Linked DNA regions of Homo sapiens: region 2 is linked to region 1. Evidence: chromatin contacts called from ENCODE Hi-C data. All regions are on one chromosome and are shown on one strand. The core of a region is the stretch at or near the end of the contact, and the rest is flanking DNA. Distances in the headings are between cores, read along the strand shown.

The links. A loop is a pair of places that touch in the nucleus more often than their neighbours do. Pooled maps may share reads with other maps.
Region 2: a loop to region 1 is called in a map of posterior vena cava, with 2.7 times the contacts of the local background. The contact joins the promoter of LINC00659 here to the enhancer-like site in region 1. A Hi-C loop is called at or near these places in 24 of 168 maps with a recorded cell type or tissue (Right ventricle myocardium superior, body of pancreas, breast epithelium and 16 more) and 8 of 50 pooled maps.

The regions. Positions count from the first base shown.
Region 1 is chr20:62,500,345-62,503,750 of GRCh38, forward strand. No RefSeq gene overlaps it. Among named protein-coding and RNA genes, the nearest start is that of GATA5, 26 kb to the left of the region's middle. RefSeq lists enhancers at 1-223, 1,689-1,918. Within about 2 kb of position 1,572, at least 5 of the 41 ENCODE cell types and tissues checked have a DNase peak (open chromatin) inside an H3K27ac peak, as active enhancers do.
Region 2 is chr20:62,775,076-62,778,426 of GRCh38, forward strand. It overlaps LINC00659 (long intergenic non-protein coding RNA 659), which reads right to left and starts at 1,781. Exons shown (of 3, transcript NR_046225.1): 1 at 1,731-1,781; 2 at 240-311. RefSeq lists a silencer at 1,088-1,249.

The sequences.
Region 1 (3,406 bases), core at 322-2,821:
CCACCAGGGGGAGTCCGAGGCCGTGTCCAACGTGGGTGTGCGGGAGGGCGGGGGGAGGGTGTGAGCCAGCGTGTCTGTGTGTCCATGAGTGTGAGGGTGTGTGCAGGCGTGTCTTACTGTGTATGTGTGGGTGTGAGGGTGTCTGTGAGCCTGTGTGCGTGTGCGGGTGTGTGCAGGCATGTCTTACTGTATACGTGTAGTTGTGAGGGTGTCTCTGTGAGCGTGTCTGTGCATGTGAAGGTGTGTCCATGCGTGTGAGGGCGTGTGCAGGGGTGTATATGTGTGAGTGTGAGGGTGTATTTGTGTGTCTTACTGTATATGTGTGTGAGGGTGTGAGCCAGCGTGTGTGTCCATGCGTGTGAAGGTGTGTGCAGGCATGTCTTACTGTGTATGTGTGGGTGTGAGGGTGTCTGTGAACTTGTGTCATACATATGTCCATACGTGTGAGGGTGTGTGCAGGCCTGGCCTCCTGCACTAGTGTGGGTGTTTGTGTGTGCAGGTGAGAGGGTGTCTGCCTCTGCTGTCGTGGGTTGGGATTCGTGTGTGCAGGTGAGTGGGTGTCTGCGTGTACTGCTAGTGTGGGTGTTCGTGTGTGTGTGTGAGCGGGTGTCTGCGTGTACTGCTAGTGTGGGTGTTCATGTGTGCGGGTGAGCGTGTGTCTGCGTGTACTGTCGTGGGTTGGGATTTGTGTGTGCGGGTGAGTGTGTGTCTACATGTACTGCTAGTGTGGGTGTTCGTGTGTGCGAGTGAGAGAGTGTCTGCGTGTACTGCTAGTGTGGGTGTTTGTGTGTGCAGGTGTGTGTCTGCGTGTACTGCTAGTGTGGGTGTTCGTGTGTGCGGGTGAGCGTGTGTCTGTGTGTACTGCTAGTGTGGGTTGGGATTTGTGTGTGCGGGTGAGCGTGTGTCTGCGTGTACTGTCGTGGGTTGGGATTTGTGTGTGCGGGTGAGTGTGTGTCTGCGTGTACTGCTAGTGTGGGTGTTCGTGTGTGCGAGTGAGAGAGTGTCTGCGTGTACTGCTAGTGTGAGTGTGTGTGCAGGTGAGTGTGTGTCTGAGTGTACTGCTAGTGTGGGTGTTCATGTGTGCGGGTGAGCGTGTGTCTGCGTGTACTGTCGTGAGTTGGGAGCCGTGGATGCCACGCAAGCCCCGAAGCCCCAGCTTTCTGAGCAGCTGGCCTGTGACGGCGGCATCTCAGGCGGCTTGGCTGTGTAGTGGGGATCCCCCAGCAGGCTCCAGGACCAGGGTCTTCTCTTTGGCTCCAGGTGACCCCAGCAGACTGGCCCTGCACCTGGCCCTGTGTTGACATCTCCAGAGGGTTTGTGAGCAGAGATGAGGGCACCTGTGAGGTCAAGGATAGTCTCTGTGTGGCAGCGGGACCTTGGGCCCAGGGGCAGCCTGTGGCTCTGAGGATGGCTGTGAGTACTTGGCAATGACCCTGTTAGTTGAGCTTGTGCCCGGCAGGGCTGAGATCTCCCAGCATGTGGCATGGGCCCCTCACCACCCCGAGTATGGACCCTGATATGGTCTGGCTCTGTGTCCTCACCCAGATCTCATCTTGAGTTGTAACTGAATTGTAATCCTCATGTGTTGGTTGGCAGAGGGACCTCGTGGAGGTGATGAGATCATGGGGGCGGTTCCCCCATGCTGTTCTCAAGACAGTGAATGAGTCTCATGTGATCTGATGGTCTCATAAGGGCTTTTCCCCCTTTTGCTCTGTGCTCATTCTTTCTCCTGTCACCCTGTGAGGAGGTGCCTTCCGCCATGATTGTAAGTTTCCTGGGGCTTTCCCAACCAGGCGGAACGGTGAGTCAACCAAACCTCTTTTCTTTATACATTACCCAGTTGAGTATTTCTTCATAGCAGTGTGAGAGAGGCCTCATAAAGACCCACTTCGTAGATGCACCGAGACTCAGACCCTGAGGTGGGGCTGGGTGGCCGCAGGCTGCTCAGGGGTCTCAAGTGAGTGTGGTGGGCTAGGCCACCCGCGGTTATGCTGCCCATTTCATCCCCCTGCCTGGGTGTGGGTCTTGGTGTGTGGGGTGGGATTACAGGAAGGAGCAGTGCCCTGGGCTGGCCTGCTAGGGGTGGCCCAGCCAGGAGGCTCCCAGCAGGGTCGGCTCTCGGGAGCTGGGTCATGGAGGGTGGGGACATGAGGGTCAGGGAGAGGGCCCAGCTCCCTGACAGCTCCTGGGGCTCTGTGGCAGGGAGAGCAGGTCTGCTGGGGCCAGCTCATGCTTCTGGGGCGCAGCCTTGCCCTGACCCATGGGCTCAACGGAGGGCCGGGTGGGGCTCCCACAGAGCAGTGGGCCTTGGGCCTCAGCTCTTCCCAGATGGAAGCTCTCGAGCAGATGAGAGGGGCTGTGAGCTCCTATGCGCTGGCTCTCCACGTCCCTGCTCCTCCTCTTCCTGGTCACCCCTGCCAGCCCCTTCCTCTGGTGCTTGACCTCGCCCTACTCCCCACCTCCCGGCCTGTGAGCAGCCTTGGCCCGGAGCTGCCCTTCCTGATCATGGTCGGGACCCCAGGCATCTGCCCCTACGTTGGCCTTTGCCAACAGCTGCTCAACCTGCGAGGAGGTGCAGGGAGCCGCCGGCCCCGCTCCTTGGACCTGATCATGGGCAGGTGGAAGCAAACCGCCTCTGAGAAGGGCTGCTCCACAGACACTGCAGGAGTGCCTGGGTCCCAGGACAGACCCTCTGTTGGGTGCAAGGGATGAGGATGGCTGTCCCCACATGTCTCCTAGAGAACCTTCAGGTGGGAATCCTTTTAAGTGAAAATATTCAAAACAACCAAGCTCTCCAAGCTGTGGAGGGCGATTCTCAGACTTCTCGCCCGGCGCTGCCAAAATCCTGTAGCCGGGGTGGATGGGGTGCCCTGGCTGCCTCCCCCAGCCCCTGACAAACCGGCCATCTGGCCTTGGCAGGTGACCCCTCCTCAGCAGCATCCTTGACACCGCCAAGGTGAATTTGCACCTAGAGGTCCCGGCAGGACTTCGTTAATGAGCGTGCTCCTGCCTCAGGACTCTGCATATTCTCCTCCTCCCTGCCATGCCCAGACCCTGATGTCCCGGTTCTCCCCCTCTTCTCCCTCAGCTCTGTGCTCCAACGCCACCTTATCAGAGACCCCCACAAGCTGTGGATGGGGGCTGTGACCTTAGAGCCCCGAGTGGGGAGCACACCCTTATCAGCAGACTCCTGGCTTCCCCAGCCTCTGACCCCTCTGATACCAAAGGCGTCAGATGTCAGGCGGGAGACACAGACAGCAGGAGCCAGGACAGAGTGGGGAGGGGAAGGGGAGGCTGGTGGGGGTTGCGTCTCGTCTGCTCGCTCCTGGCCCAGGCTTACCAGTGGTGGCCTGATTGTGACAGGCTGGATCTGGCAGCTGGAGGGGCTCAGCATCCTCTCTGGGGA
Region 2 (3,351 bases), core at 531-3,030, 270 kb after region 1:
GTGACCCTGAGTCCTGGACATGCGCAGAGGGAGGGTGTGCACGAGCCCGGGAGCTCCTGTCTCTGTCTTAAGAGTGGAGCATGTCTTAAGAGCTGGCATGAGGATCAGAGGGTCCCTTCAGTGCGGCCTTCTAGAAGAACTACAGCAACCAGGCCCTCGCAGGGGGGAGATGCACCTGCTGGGGCTAAGGAGCGAGTGAAGCCAGCCCCTGAGACACATGCTCCCAACCCCATCCTCACCTCCCAAGAGAGGGGGAGCCTCCTGTTAAGCATCCAAGTCCCAAGTCACCGGCCGGCATCGGCTGCAGCTCTCTGTGTGTGGAGACATCTCATTCTGGTGTCTTCTTTACACAGGTCAGCGCTCACAGGCTCGGCTGTGTCTCAAGACCCAATTCCTTCGAGTCACTGAGATGCCCAAGGACAAGGGCAACAGAGAGTGTGAAAAGCTGGAGTAGACAGGACAGAAAACAGGGTGCAGCGTCCCCCAGGTTGGCAGATAGCCCAGCCCCAGGGACCCCACAGCCATGGCAACCTGTGTGAATGAGCCCCAGGAGCAGGGCAGTACACGATCTGCGCGACTGTGCGGGGCAGCCCTGGGTCTCTGCCTCAGGGGAGAGATTGTGTCCTCGCCTTTTGTGGTTTCTAGAGGTTCCTGCCCTCCTTGGCTGCACGGCATCTCCCAGCCTCTCTCTCCCTTCCGTCGTCCCCTCTCCTCCTCTGACCCTGACCCTCCCAGTCCCTCTTAGAGGGGCTGTGATTAAACTGTGCCCACCCTGACCATCCAGAATAATCTCCCATCTCAAGGTCCTTAACAGCATGTGGAACTGCACTAGCCGCCCCAAGGCCCCCAAAAGGCAACCCTGGATTGGGCCCCCCAAGTTGCCTGGGATTCATGGCCACCACCCGGCTCGACGGCTCCAGACCGAAATGCACCCAGTTATAGAAACAGACAGTTGCCTCTTGAATGTGCACATGTGTGAGGAGAGTGTCACACCCGTCGAATTAAGGTGGACCCGCCATGAGTGGGGGCAATGCTGGCCAATGCCCACCTGCCCAGCACCCACAGCTCTCGGCCTGGGGCTCCCTCTGTCTCTGGAGCCCGCACTAAAGTGTGCGTCTCCATCCACGACTGGCAGGGCTTGGGGCATAGACATCCCGCTGCCTTGCCTGGAGGCGCCCCAGGCCTCCACTCCCACACTGTCTCAGGGCTCCCCGGGGCTCGGCTCTCCTTGCTCACAGTGGTCCGGGCTGGGGTTCCTTCTTGGTTGCATTTCCAGCTGTGTTCTTTCCTTCACTTTCTCACTCTCCCTTGCCTCAGGGTCTGCATCTGGGGGTCCACTGGGGAGGACTCAGCCTCTCCCGCGTCCTCCATCCCACACACCTGTCCCTGGGCAGCCACGGGGAACAGGAGCACAGGGGACAGCAGGCAGAGGGCAGCGCCCGGGCGAAGGGGACTTTCGCCCTTGCTTCATGCAGCCCTGGCACCCGCAGCAGGGTAAGACGAGATCCCAGAGGAGGAGTCTTGGCCGCAGAACTGCAGGGCCAAGGCACCAGCCGCTCGGGGGCCTGGAGAGCTCAGGTCACAAACTTGAAGTCAGCTGCCCAGGAAGCAGCCTCAGCTGGGGGTCACAGGCCAACTGGGCAGTGCCCTTGGCCACACCTGTGGAAGGAGGACAGAGGAGGGCAGGGCGGAGGAGGGAGGTGCTGGGCTGCAATGTCACCTCTACAGACCTCGGCTGATCCCAAGGGGGTCCACAGTGGATATGGTCCTTCAGGGGTGCCCTTGAAGGCAGGAAGGGGACAGGACTTTATACTGTTCCTCCCACCCCTTCGAGCAGTCACCAACTGCAGCCCAGATGAGGTCAACAGGTACAGAAAGGAGGGGGTGGGACAGGAAGGAGGGGCGGGACAGGAAGGAGGGGGCGGGACAGGAAGGAGGGGCAGGACAGGAAGGAGAGGGTGGGACAGGAAGGAGGGGCGGGACAGGAAGGAGGGGGCGGGACAGGAGGAGGAGATGGGAACAGGGAGGTGGAACGGGAAGGAGGAAATGGGACAGGAAGGAAGAGATGGGAGCAGGAAGGAGATAGGACTGGAAGGAGGAGATGGGACTGGAAGGAGGAAATGGGACAGGAAGGAGGAGATGAGGCAGGAAGGAGGAGATGAGGCAGGAAGGAGATGAGGCAGGAAGGAGGAGATGAGGCAGGAAGGAGGAGATGAGGCAGAAAGGAGGAGATGGGACGGAAAGGAGGGGATAGGACAGAAACGAGGGATCAGGGTCCTATTCTAATCTCCTGGGGGCATGATTGCAGGGGGTGACATGATTACTTCCAGCCAGCCCTACATGAGCCACCTCGTCCATGGAGTCAGCCCCGCCAGGGCAGCAGAGCCCTGGGTTCGCACAGGGAGCCAGGGTGGCGTGGGGCCTGCATTGCAGACTCCATTTGTCCACATCAATCACTTCTCTACGGCCCAAATCACCCTTAGTTGCCCAGTTCCTGCTCCGCGGCAGTCTGGCTCCTGCTGGCGCCCCAGCCATCTGTCTGCATTAGAGAATGATGCTTGCCAGGGCCTCAGGGAGGTGGCACGGATGGGCAACACTGTGCTCCCGGACCAGGTGACAGACACCACCTCATGCCCCATGGCATGGACCTCCACCTGTCTGATGGCTTTGCCCCAGCCTATCTGATGGCATGGTCCCTGGCCAGTCTATCTAATGGCGTGGTCCCCAGCATGTCTGATGGCGTGGTCCCCAGCCTGCCTGATGGCGTGGTCCCCAGCCTGTCTGATGGCATGGTCCCCGGCCTGTCTGATGGCGTGGTCCCCAGTCTGTCTGATGGCGTGGTCCCCGGCCTGTCTGATGGCGTGGTCCCCGGCCTGTCTGATGGCATGGTCCCCGGTCTGTCTGATGGTGTGGTCCCCAGCCTGTCTGATGGTGTGGTCCCCGGCCTGTCTGATGGCTTGGTCCCTGGTCTATTTGATGGTGTGGTCCCCAGCCTGTCTGAAGGTGTGGTCCCCAGCCTGTCTGATGGCGTGGTCCCCGGCCTGTCTGATGGCTTGGTCCCTGGTCTATTTGATGGTGTGGTCCCCAGCCTATCTGAAGGTGTGGTCCCCGACCTATCTATCTGATGGTTTGGTCCCCAGCCTGTCTGATGGCGTCGTCCCCGGCTTGTCTGATGGCATGGTCCCCGGCTTGTCTGATGGCATGGTCCCCAGCCTGTCTGATGGCATGGTCCTCAGCCTATCTGATGGTGTGGTTGGTGTGGTCCCCAGCCTATCTATCTGATGGTGTGGTTCCCTGGCCTATTCGATGGTGTGGTCCCCAGCCTGTCTGATGGGGTGGTCCTCTGTTGGC